3 separate regions of the Homo sapiens genome follow, and all the other regions are linked to region 3. A link is a contact called in ENCODE Hi-C or POLR2A ChIA-PET data. All regions are on one chromosome and are shown on one strand. The core of a region is the stretch at or near the end of the contact, and the rest is flanking DNA. Distances in the headings are between cores, read along the strand shown. Region 1 overlaps ATR (ATR checkpoint kinase). Region 2 has its middle 32 kb from the start of ZBTB38. Region 3 holds the start of ATP1B3 (ATPase Na+/K+ transporting subunit beta 3).

Region 1 (3,575 bases), core at 1,064-3,563, 630 kb before region 3:
AATTTTTGTATTTTTAGTAGAGACGGGGTTTCACCATGTTGGCCAGGCTGGTCTCCAACTCCTGGCCTCAAGAGATCCACCCACCTCAGCCTCCCAAAGTGCTGGGATTACAGGTGTGAGCCACCACACCTGGCCAAAATGGGGTTAATATTATCTCCCTTAGGAGATTATTGTGAGGAATAAATGAGATGATGAACAGATAAATTATAAAATGTGAAATAAATGAGATGCTAATATTGTTATTAACCTAATCCTCCCTGTTAACATATTATATGTTTCCTCAGTTTTTGTGTGTGTGTGTGTGTGTATGTGTGTACTCTGTTCTTTGTCATTCTTCACTTGGAAAATATTCTTTGTAATCTTTTTCACATTTAAGTTTTAAATTTCAAGGGAGATTTTAATTTTATTTATTTCATGGCCTAAAGAGAAGCTATTTTTATTTATTTATTTTTCTTGTCTCTAGTAGTGTTTGATATCTAGCCAGCTGTCCAGATATGCTTAGTATGCATTACTACACTACACCCTGCTCTATCTTACCTTGCACTGTTTTTTTCCTGTGATATTACAACTTTCACTAAGAAGAATCTTGATTTAAAAATGACAACTGCTAATTTGTCCCTATGATATAAGCATTGATGAGAAGAATTATATTCATCACACACTAATGGATATTCTTACTTTCTTTGAACCTTTTTTTTTTTTCCATTCTTGGCAATAAGTGGATGGTTATAATCTGGCCTTATACCTTAGCTGTTCTCACAGACATCAAGTATTTTTCCTTCAGGCTTTCAGGCTAATTGAAAAACTATCTAACAGTCCTTAAAGAGGCCTTCACTTCCATAATTCTCAGTTTGTGAGCATCTCCCTCTTGTTCTGTTGAAGCAGATACTTTCCTGTTGTTAAGCAAAATAGTTTATTATTTTTCTGAAATTTCCTGGACTTGCCAATAATTACCTGCTTGGAGAATGTTTTTGTCTGGAATGTGGCTATTAATATATTTTTATATTTAACTATTGAATGTTTGTTTTTTAATTTTTTTTTCTTTTTTTGAGACTAAGTCTCTCTCTGTTGCCCAGGCTGGAGTTGCAGTGGTGTGATCTTGGCTCACTGCAGCTTCCACCTCCTGGGTTCAAGTGATTCTCATGCCTCATGCCCAGCTAATATTTTGTACTTTTAGTAGAGACGGGGCTTCACCATGTTGGCCAGGCTGGTCTCTAACTCCTGGGCTCAAGCAGTCCATCTGCCTCGATCTCCCAAAGTGTTGGAATTATAGGTGTGAGCCAGCACAACCAGCCTGTTAGTTTTTATTTCTGCATGTCAAAATGGTACTGTAAAACCAAACACTCTATTATCACCATTTTCAGTGACAGTAGCTTTTTTTTTTTTTTTTTTTCTGAGACAGTCTCACTCTATAGCCCAAGCTGGAGTGCAGTGGCATGATCTTGGCTCACTGCAACCTCCACCTCCCAGGCTTAAGCGATTCTTGTGCCTCAGCCTCCTGAGTAGCTGGGGCTACAGGCACATGCCACCATACCCGACTAATTTTTTGTATTTTAATGGAGACAGGGTTTCACCACACTGCCCAGGGTGGTCCCAAACTCCTGCGCTCAGGCGATCCACCTGCCTTGGCCTCCCAGAGTGCTGGGATTACAGACGTGAGCCACTGTGCCTGGCCAAAATTCTAGCTTTTAAGAATAACATTTGTAATGATTCAAAAGTACAATACCTTTAACATTTCTTTAACATTTTTGTAGAGACCCCCATCTCTACAAAAAATACAAAAATTAGCTGGGTGTGGTGGTGTGCACCTGTAGTCCTAGGTTACTCACAAGGCTGAAGTGTGGGGATTGCTTGAGCCTGTGAGATTGAGGCTACGGTGAGACAAGATCACACCCCTGCACTCCAGCCTGGGCAGCAGAGTGAGACCCTGTCTCCAAAAAAAAAAAAAAAAAAAAAAAAAAAATCAGAATTTGAAATCATCTACAAATTTTGATGGAAATAAGGACCTTATTTTAAATATAATCTGTTTAGAATATACTACCTTAGGCTAGGTGTGGTAGCTCACACCTGTAATCCTAGCACTTTGGGAGGCCGAGGCAGGAGGATCACTTGAGCTCAGGAGTTCAAGATCAACCTGTGCAACATAATGAGACTTCATCTTTACAAAAAATACAAAACTTGGCCAGGCGTGGTGGCACATGCCTATGGTCCCAGCTACTCGGGAGGCTGAGGCAGGATCACTTAAGTCCAGGAGGTGAAGGCTGCAGTGAGCTATGATCTTGCCACTGCACTGCAGCCTCAGTGAGAATGAGATCAAAATAATTTTTTTTAAAAAGTAAGTAAATAAATAAAAATAAAATATACTGCCTTATTTAAATTTTGAAGAAATTTGTTGCCTGTTTTCTACACACTTATGAATCATTAAAATTTAGAAGTTTTAAATAATTCATAAACTAGACTGTCCTCATTTAGAAGTTTTTAATTTTTGTCTTTTTGTACACTCTTGAAAAATTATCCTAAAGTACTTGTGGTTTTACTTTGAAGGCACTTTTACTTTCAATTTCTTTCTTTTTTTTTTTTTTTTTGATACGGAGTCTCGCTCTGTCACCCAGGCTGGAGTGCAGTGGCGTGATCTCAGCTCACTGCAAGCTCCGCCTCCCAGGTTCACGCCATTCTCCTGCCTCAGCCCCCCGAGTAGCTGGGACTAAAGGCACCCGTCACCACGCCCGGCTAATTTTTTTGTATTTTTAGTAGAGACGGGGTTTCACCGTGTTAGCCGGGATGGTCTCGATCTCCTAACCTTGTGATCCGCCTGCCTCGGCCTCCCAAAGTGCTGGGATTACAGGCGTGAACCATCATGCCCAGCCATTACTTTCAATTTCTATTGTAATAGGTGATACTGTATTTTTGGCAACCAAGAAAAAATAGGTGGATAACAATGAATTCTAAACTTTAAAAAAGATTATTTCCATAGTTTTGAAGTTTCCCTACAAAATAGCTACATTTAATCATTTTTTATAGTCATCAAAAATAATGACTAATCTTGTATCTTTTGTATCATCATTATATCTTTTCAAAATTTAATAATAGATTGATATTTAATCCTCACCAACAACGTTGTAAGGAAGGCAAGACAGGTACTAACATTTTCCTTTTATAGGTAAAGAAATAGAGGCTCAGTAAATTAAATGACTGTCCAAAGAAAGGTAAGTTATAATGGCAGAGTTGGAGCAAGACTCTCTGAACAATTGTTCTGTTGTTAGTTACATTCTAAATATGATATCCTAATATATTCAGATTAATTTGTTTAGTGAAATAAATTGAACTTAAATACTTAAATTGACACTTTTAAATTTTATCTTATAAGTCTTTAATTACTCAACTTTTTTTATGATCTAGTATCTACTGTGGATTATGAAGACTATCAGAGTGTAACCCGTTTTCTAGACCTCATACCCCAGGATACTCTGGCAGTAGCTTCCTTTCGCTCCAAAGCATACACACGAGCTGTAATGCACTTTGAATCATTTATTACAGAAAAGAAGCAAAATATTCAGGAACATCTTGGATTTTTA
Region 2 (3,707 bases), core at 48-2,547, 540 kb after region 3:
ACTTTCCAACTTTCTTTTTCGGTTCAGGGGGTACAATGTGCAGATTTGTTACATAGGCAAATTGCATGTCACAGGGGTTTGGCGTGTAGATTATTTCATCACCCAAGTAACAAGCATAGTACCTGATAGGAAGTTTTTTGACCCTCACCCTTCTCCTACCCTCCACTGTCAAGTAGACCCTGTTGTCTATTGTTCTCCTCTTTGTGTCCATGTGTACTCAATGTTTAGCTCCCACTTCTAAGTGAGAAAATGCAGCATTTGTTTTTCTGTTCCTGCATGAATTCGCTTAGGATAATGGCCTCCAGCTCTATCCATGTTACTGCAGAGGGCATGATCTCATTCTTTTTATGGCTGCATAGTATTCCATGGTGTCTATGTACCACATTTTCTTTATCCGGTCCACCACTGGTGGGCATTTAGGTTGATTCATGTCTTTGCTATTGTGAATGGTGCTGCGATAAACATGCATCCATGTGTCTTTACAGCAGAACGATTTATATTCCTTTGGGTATTTTTTTTGAGTATAGTAATAGGATTGCTGGGTGGAGTGGCAGTTCTGTTTTAAGTTCTCTGGGAAATCACCAAACTGCTTTCCACAGCAGATGAACTAGTTTACACTCCCACCAGCAGTGTATAAGTGTTCCCTTTTCTCTGCAACCTCACCAGCATCTGTTATTTTTAGACTTTTTAATAATAGCCAGTCTGATGGTGCAAGGTGGTATCTCACTGTGGTTATTTGCATTTATCTAATGATTGGTGATGTTGAACATTTTTTCATATGCTTGTTGGCTTTGTTTACTACCTTGTTTACTGATGTATTCTTAGTGCTGGGTACCATTTCCAGCACATGATAGACATTCAATGAATATTGTTGAATAAATAAATAAATTAGTGATAATTATTATCTGAGAGTAAGCCCTGGGTTTGTGTCACTTACTAACTGATTTGCCTTAGACAAATTATGTAATCTCCGCAAGTCTCAGTTTTCTTCCCTGCAAAAATGAGCTAGTAATACCTCCTGCAAAGGACTGTTGTGAGGACTTGAGATAAGGGATGAAGGTGCCTCATATTAAGTGCTCAATTCATAGACCTGTAATTACCCATAAAAGTAAACATCCTCCTTTACACACTTGGTTGAAGGACAAAGGGGATCATCAAACCTGCTTCCTTAGAACCACAATTTATCAACTAAAAATGCCATGCCAGAAGCTAAAAAAGGAAATGAATCCATTTCAGTGCAGTAGGCTCAGAGATCTGTGTTTACACAATGCCAGAATACCCAGGCTTAGAGATACTATGTTCAAATTCAAGTCAGGCCACTGCTTTGTTCTGTGGACTGCGGCAGGGTTGGAGGGGATGATTCAAAATGACCTCAGCTTTTGTCTAATTTGGTCCTGTGACCAGACCACAGGCAACGCCTCATCCAGGGAATTGATTTCCTTTGCAGCTCTTTGCTAAGAGGCCCATCAACATGATAAAATGCTGTGCAGTCATTACATATTACTCGGCTGTAGGATGAGGCATTTCTACGTGTTTGGACATGGAAAGACCTTCAACAGGTATTGTGGAGTAAAAAATTCAAGTTGCAGATGAAATACACAGCACAAACACACACCAACAACACTCCGTTATACTTGTATGCAGGTTCCTACATCTGTATATAAACATAAAGCAAAGGGTCTTGAAGGTAGAAACCATGTCAGTTACTCTCACTTCCTCAGAGAAGCGGGGAGTGACTAGAACTGGAAGTGGGCGTCAAAGGAGACTTCAGCTTTATCTATAGGATTTGTTTGCAAAGAGAATGTGTTATGTACGTAATTAGAAACTATTTTTTTAAAGCTGCTCAAGCAAGATGATGCTAACACACCCCATTTGAAGTAAAATGAAGGAATTTACTTTTCCCTGCCTAGTGATTCTCAAATGGGCAGTCTCACCCATCAGAAGGTGTTTGGAAATGCCTGGGGGCATTTTCTGGATGTCACAAATTCTCCTGGGGGCTACTGGCATTTAGTTCCCCAGGGACGGGGGATGCTAAATGTCCTACCATGTGGGAAAATCCCACACCACATAATAGTATCTCTGCCCAGAGGCCGACCGTGGCCCTAGTGAGAAACCGCACAACACAAAAATTTGTGTTTGTTGTACAAGTAAATTCATCTATTACTGCCAGGTGTGGTAGCTCACACCTGTAATCCCAGCACTTTGGGAGGCTGAGGTGGAAGGATTGCTTGAGGCCAGGAGTTCAAGACCACCCTGGCCAACACAGTGAGACTCCATCTCTATAATAAATAAATGAATTAATTAAAAAAAGGAAAACTGTATATTTAAAAAAATCTATTACATACATGTAAGAGGTGTTTTTCTGTCTTTGGTTTGAACTACTGAGATGCCCAACACATGTTCTGTCTCTCTATATAAAATAGTAAATTTTATCACTGATGGTCAAGAGAAGCAAATAGAAAACCATGCCAGTTGCTCTTGGTGGGAAGCCTGGGTTTTAATGGAGCTATTGGCATGGGTTTGACATCTCCCATTTAGAGTATGTGAATATTTCTGAGAATAAAGCTCATCCAGGCACCAGCCAGTGCCTTTGTACTTTGCTGATACTTTAAGACAAACGTCCCATCGACCAGCAGTCAGGCAAGACTGAGAGCCTTCCAAGTAAAGTTGGGAGGGTCCCTTCTCCCATGGTTAGCAGTTCCAGCACAGGACTGTCTGCTTTCAGTCTGCTAGTAGTCTGCTTCACACTACTGGCTCTTAGAAAGCAGCTTTCAACTCACAGTAGTAAGAGAGAGAAAGGTGATGACAGGCAAAATGAAAAGAATATATGATATTTTCCCCTTCAATTTCATACCCTTTGACACTTGTGGTTCATACATTCAACACATATTTACTGAGCATTCTACTATGTGTCAGCATTGTGCTAGGTGCTGGGGTGTAGTAGAGGATGAGACATAAATGCTTACATTCTAGTGGAGAAGGCATAATAAATAAACAGATACACATAAATCAGGTCATTTTAAACAGTGGTTACTATTGTGATGAAACAGCATGCGGATGTGATTGATAGAAACTGGTGGGACCAACATGTCATGGAGAGTTCAGCAGAGGTGCCTCTGGGAGGTGATCTGAGGCTAGCTGGGCCCTGTTGTGGGGAATGATAATTGTGCCATCAGTGGCCAAGGCAGCAGCCACGGAAGGCCTGTGCCTGTTCCTGTCTCTTCCAGCCCAGCCCAGGGCATCATGCTGCCTGAAACAGCAGATTCAGTCCAGATCTTGTAGGTTATCTGTGCTCCAGGGCTGGGAAAAGTTATGAGGAACATTCACACTTCTTATTTTGTTTTCCAGCCATCTAAGCCCAGGCTTTCAGCTGAACTCAGGCCAGGATTTCAGCTGTATCTAAGGAAGTTGATTTCATTTGTTCTAGAGGTATAAGACTAGAGTTTACTTGTGGATAATAGGCATGGGACTCTAAAAATTACTGTTACTTAAAAACACTTGTATGGCCATTACTTTGTATCAGACACAGTTCTAAACACTACAAATATTAAGTCATTTAGTGCTCGCAACAAATCTACATAACACGAGCAGACAACTATTATCCTCAGTTTATGCACGAGGGACACTAAGGCTGTTTCTCTCACAAAGGCCTTCCAACCAAGCACCCTTTCCAGGGATATGCAGTGTGGTTCTGGCTGACCGGTAGC
Region 3 (3,566 bases), core at 119-2,618:
GTCACAGCTTATTTCTCCATGCTTATCCTAAAAATGTTGTGCCCAAATAGTTCTAAGCTCTCGAGATTTATTCCCACTCAGAAAGAAATGGTCTTTCAAGACCCACTAACAAAATGTTTCAAAAGGATTTAAAAAGGTAAAATTAGTTTACTTAAGTATAAAGGCAAAAAAAAAAAAAAGCTCTAGCCTGCATTCAGAGATTGATACAATTTTAGGAAAAAAAGGCATCCTAAAGCTACTCTACACGGTAGATGGTTTAAATATATTAAAACAAAGAGCTCACGCATAGAAAAAATCTGCTAACATACAACCATCACTCTCCTGTTTTGAAGACACGGGAAAAAAAAAAAAAACCTGTGTTGTTCAGACAGGATTTACTTTCCCCAAAGAAGCAAATTTGTAAGGAAGAAAACCTCTGTAATTAAAAAGGAATCCGGGAGGAACCAACCTTTTTAAGGGCCTTTTCACTGTCCAAATTCAAGTGCATTTTCTTGTACAATGTACTTCTGTGATTAACTCACCGCTACACGTTTAAGCAACCCACACCCACACTTAACACTCAGTCGCACTCTTCCGACCGGTCGGGGTGGCAGCGTGGACGAGTCACAAGATAGCGGCGGGAGTGGAAATTTCCTCTCCCCTGGAGTGGGGCAGGGTCTGGCTTCTCCGAACCGCTCAGCGGGCCGGGCGCCTCCGCCAGGGCCTCTCGGGCCGGAGCGCTCCGTACAAAGGAGGCCCGGGGGCTCGGCTCCTGCACTCTCGGGGCCCGGCTTCGGGCAGGGGTCCCCGGCTTCCGGCGCCGCGCCGGGCGGGAGGCCCGGGCAGCACGTGCGCCCCGCTCCCAGCAGGGAGGGAGGAACCAGCGCGGCCCGGCCGGGCTGCCCGCGGGCCCCGCTGCTTCGGGAGCGAGCTGCGGCCAGTCCGGCCGGCCCGGGGAGCAATGAATGGGGCCGCACTGCGCCGCCGCCGCCCGGGTTAGGGTCGGGCGGTCGGGAGCCCCGGCGCTGGGAGCCGCCTCCCGCCTTTCCGTTCCCACCAGACCGCGCCCGGCGCCCCCGGGACCGAGGCCGGCCCCGGACGCCCAGCTGCTGCCCGCTCACCCCAGCTCTTGGCGGTGCGCCCCAGGAATTCTCCGGTGGTCGGGTTGTAGATGAAGAGCTTCCACTCGGCCAGGCTCTGGTTGAGGGACTTCTTCTCGTTCTTCGTCATGGTGTGCGCGCGGACGGCGAGAGGAGCTGCGGCCGCGGGGATGGAGGCGGCGAGGGCTGCGGAGGCGCGTCCCGGCTCCGGCGGCGCAGCCCGGAGACGGCAGTGAAGGGTGGGACGGCCGAGAACACCTCCTCGTTACGGGGAGTACTCGAGCCGACTGCGCCGCGCCGCGCCGGGCGGCCGCTTGGGCCGCGGGAGCCTGACGTCTCCGCCCGCCGCAGCCAATCCCCGCGCCGCTCGGCCCGCGCCGCTGCCGCCTCCCGCCAGCGGCCGGGGCGCTGCCTGAGGCGGCGAGGGCGCCCCACCCCGCCCCGGCCCCGCCCCGCAGTAGCCTCGGGGGCTCCCTCAGCCTGGGTCAGAGGAAGCGAGAAGAAAGTCTAAAAATCCGAAGGTTTAGTCGCACGCACGTTTATAATAATAGCAAAAGGCGGGCGTCCCCGCGCCGCAGGTTGCTTAGGAGGAGGACTGGGTTTCCTGGGCGTTCCTGGGCGCCGGGGCGCTGAGAAGATGCTACCCGCGGCGGGCGGGTGCGGAGAGCACGAAAACGACTCCAGTCGGCCCGCGGCTTCCTCTCTGAGGGAACTTAATCGTCCCCTCCCCGAACTGCCTCCCCGACCGTCCCCAGGCGTTCTCTGGGCTCTGTGACGTTCCTACAGGACGCTCTCTGGGCTCTGTGACGTTCCTACAGGACGCTCTCTGGGCTCTGTGACGTTCCTACAGGACGCTCTCTGGGCTCTGTGACGTTCCTACAGGACGCTCTGCGGGGGATCGCGCGGGGCTCCCACAATGTACACGGTGCACTGCTGTTCTGAGAACGTCCTCGCTTGGCTCCCTTGAAGGGTTCAACCGGGAGCCTCGGGTCAATGGGAATTCCGTTCTAAATATGCCAGTGAATGGAGTATAATTTTTCTCGGGATTCAGTTGAATTTATCAATGAAATCTAAATACGTGCTTTCCCAAGGGTCCTGGCAACTGAAAGCTCCCAGCTTTTGCCCAGACGCTCCTACTCTTAACCCACAGGAAAGGAACACTCGTTGGAGGGTCCACGCCTGTGTAGTGTCGCCGGCTTTTCATCTCCCCTGTAGAGATCGCGGCCCTTGGGCGGAGCTGAGGGTGCCGGTAGCGTTTTCCTCCGCGAGATGGAGCTGACGAGTACGGGAGGGGGGGTGCCCTCAGACTCAGCGACAGGATAAAAGACTTTATAGGAATTTGCACAGAAGGTGCGGGGTGGGGGAGGTTGTTGTTGTTGTTGTTTATTTATTTATTTTTAGAAAAAAGCTCTGCCTCCGTTTTATTAGCAAATAAAAATTATGGAGAAATGTAATAGCCATCTTATTGTTTGGAGTGATGAATTATAATCTGTCTGGAAGTTTAAACAGCCTGCAAATGGATGAATTTTCCTTTTTCCTCACTTTTCTTACCAAAGCAAGAAATAATGAATTATACCTCCCACAAATGGAAAAGTGGTAAAATATATTCCTATAAAGTGCTTTTTTCACGCTTAAAAAAGCTAAATTTATAATTATGACATTGAAAATAACCAAAATCCATTTACGTTTTGAGCTAATGACACCAAAAGATTTGTAGAAGCATGTTGGAGAGTTTGGCATGAAATGAGTATTAGAAATAGCAAAGCACCATGCAAGCAGACTGGAATGCACTTCTTTAAATCATAGGCAAGATTGAAAGAACTAAAGAATGTTACCTGCCGGGCGCGGTGGCTCACGCCTATAATCCCAGCACTTTGGGAGGCCGAGGCAGGCGGATCAGGAGGTCAGGATCGAGACCATCCTGGCTAACGCGGTGAAACCCCGTCTCTACTAAAAATACAAAAAAATTAGCCGGGCGTGGTAGCGGGCGCCTGTAGTCCCGGCTGCTCGGGAGGCTGAGGCAGGAGAATGGGGTGAACCCAGGAAGCGGAGCTTGCAGTGAGCCGAGATCCCGCCACTGTACTCCAGCCTGGGCGACAGAGCAAGACTCCGTCTCAAAAAAAAAAAAAAAAAAAAAAAAAAAAAAAAAAAAGAATGGAAGTAGTTAACTATTTTCAACTCATTACAAATATAACTACAGGTTAGAGGAAACCTAAAATACTGGTAGAGTTGATAACAGGCTTTTTCATTTAGGTAAGAAAGAAAGATATTTAGAATGAAACAAAACCTGTCCGCTTCATTTACATTGTGTGTGTGCATGTATGTGTGTGTGCGCTAATAATAAGCGTGCTTTGATAACTAATCACCTGGCACACAAAGAAAACGTGGTAAACAAGAATATTATGAAATAGTGTTTCAAAGATATTGGCTGCTGTCAAGGATTTGTAGTTTGTGTATGTGTGTGTGTATATATATATATATATATAT

The links. Hi-C counts contacts between places; a loop is a spot of excess contacts on that map. ChIA-PET counts read pairs that join two places held with the same protein, here RNA polymerase II (POLR2A). Pooled maps may share reads with other maps.
Region 1: a pooled map shows a loop between it and region 3 (11-fold over the local background). The contact joins the enhancer-like site here to the promoter of ATP1B3 in region 3. A Hi-C loop is called at or near these places in 4 of 50 pooled maps. POLR2A ChIA-PET finds 5 or more read pairs at or near these places in 2 of 52 experiments (PC-9 and activated CD4-positive, alpha-beta T cell).
Region 2: a pooled map shows a loop between it and region 3 (5-fold over the local background). The contact joins the enhancer-like site here to the promoter of ATP1B3 in region 3. A Hi-C loop is called at or near these places in 1 of 37 single-sample maps with no recorded cell type and 3 of 50 pooled maps. POLR2A ChIA-PET finds 5 or more read pairs at or near these places in 3 of 52 experiments (GM12878, HEK293 and T-cell).

Annotation. Positions count from the first base shown.
Region 1 is chr3:142,507,934-142,511,508 of GRCh38, reverse strand. It overlaps ATR (ATR checkpoint kinase), which reads left to right. Exons shown (of 47, transcript NM_001184.4): 28 at 3,400-3,575. Among named protein-coding and RNA genes, the nearest start is that of XRN1, 62 kb to the right of the region's middle. Within about 2 kb of position 2,313, at least 2 of the 41 ENCODE cell types and tissues checked have a DNase peak (open chromatin) inside an H3K27ac peak, as active enhancers do.
Region 2 is chr3:141,335,106-141,338,812 of GRCh38, reverse strand. It overlaps a transcript of ZBTB38 not described here. Among named protein-coding and RNA genes, the nearest start is that of ZBTB38, 32 kb to the left of the region's middle. RefSeq lists an enhancer at 1,403-1,482. Within about 2 kb of position 1,297, at least 4 of the 41 ENCODE cell types and tissues checked have a DNase peak (open chromatin) inside an H3K27ac peak, as active enhancers do; they include GM12878, where a contact is called at or near this core.
Region 3 is chr3:141,874,445-141,878,010 of GRCh38, reverse strand. ATP1B3 (ATPase Na+/K+ transporting subunit beta 3) reads right to left here and starts at 1,368. Exons shown (of 7, transcript NM_001679.4): 1 at 1,101-1,368. The coding sequence starts at 1,209. RefSeq lists silencers at 574-1,143, 1,414-1,543, 2,414-2,473.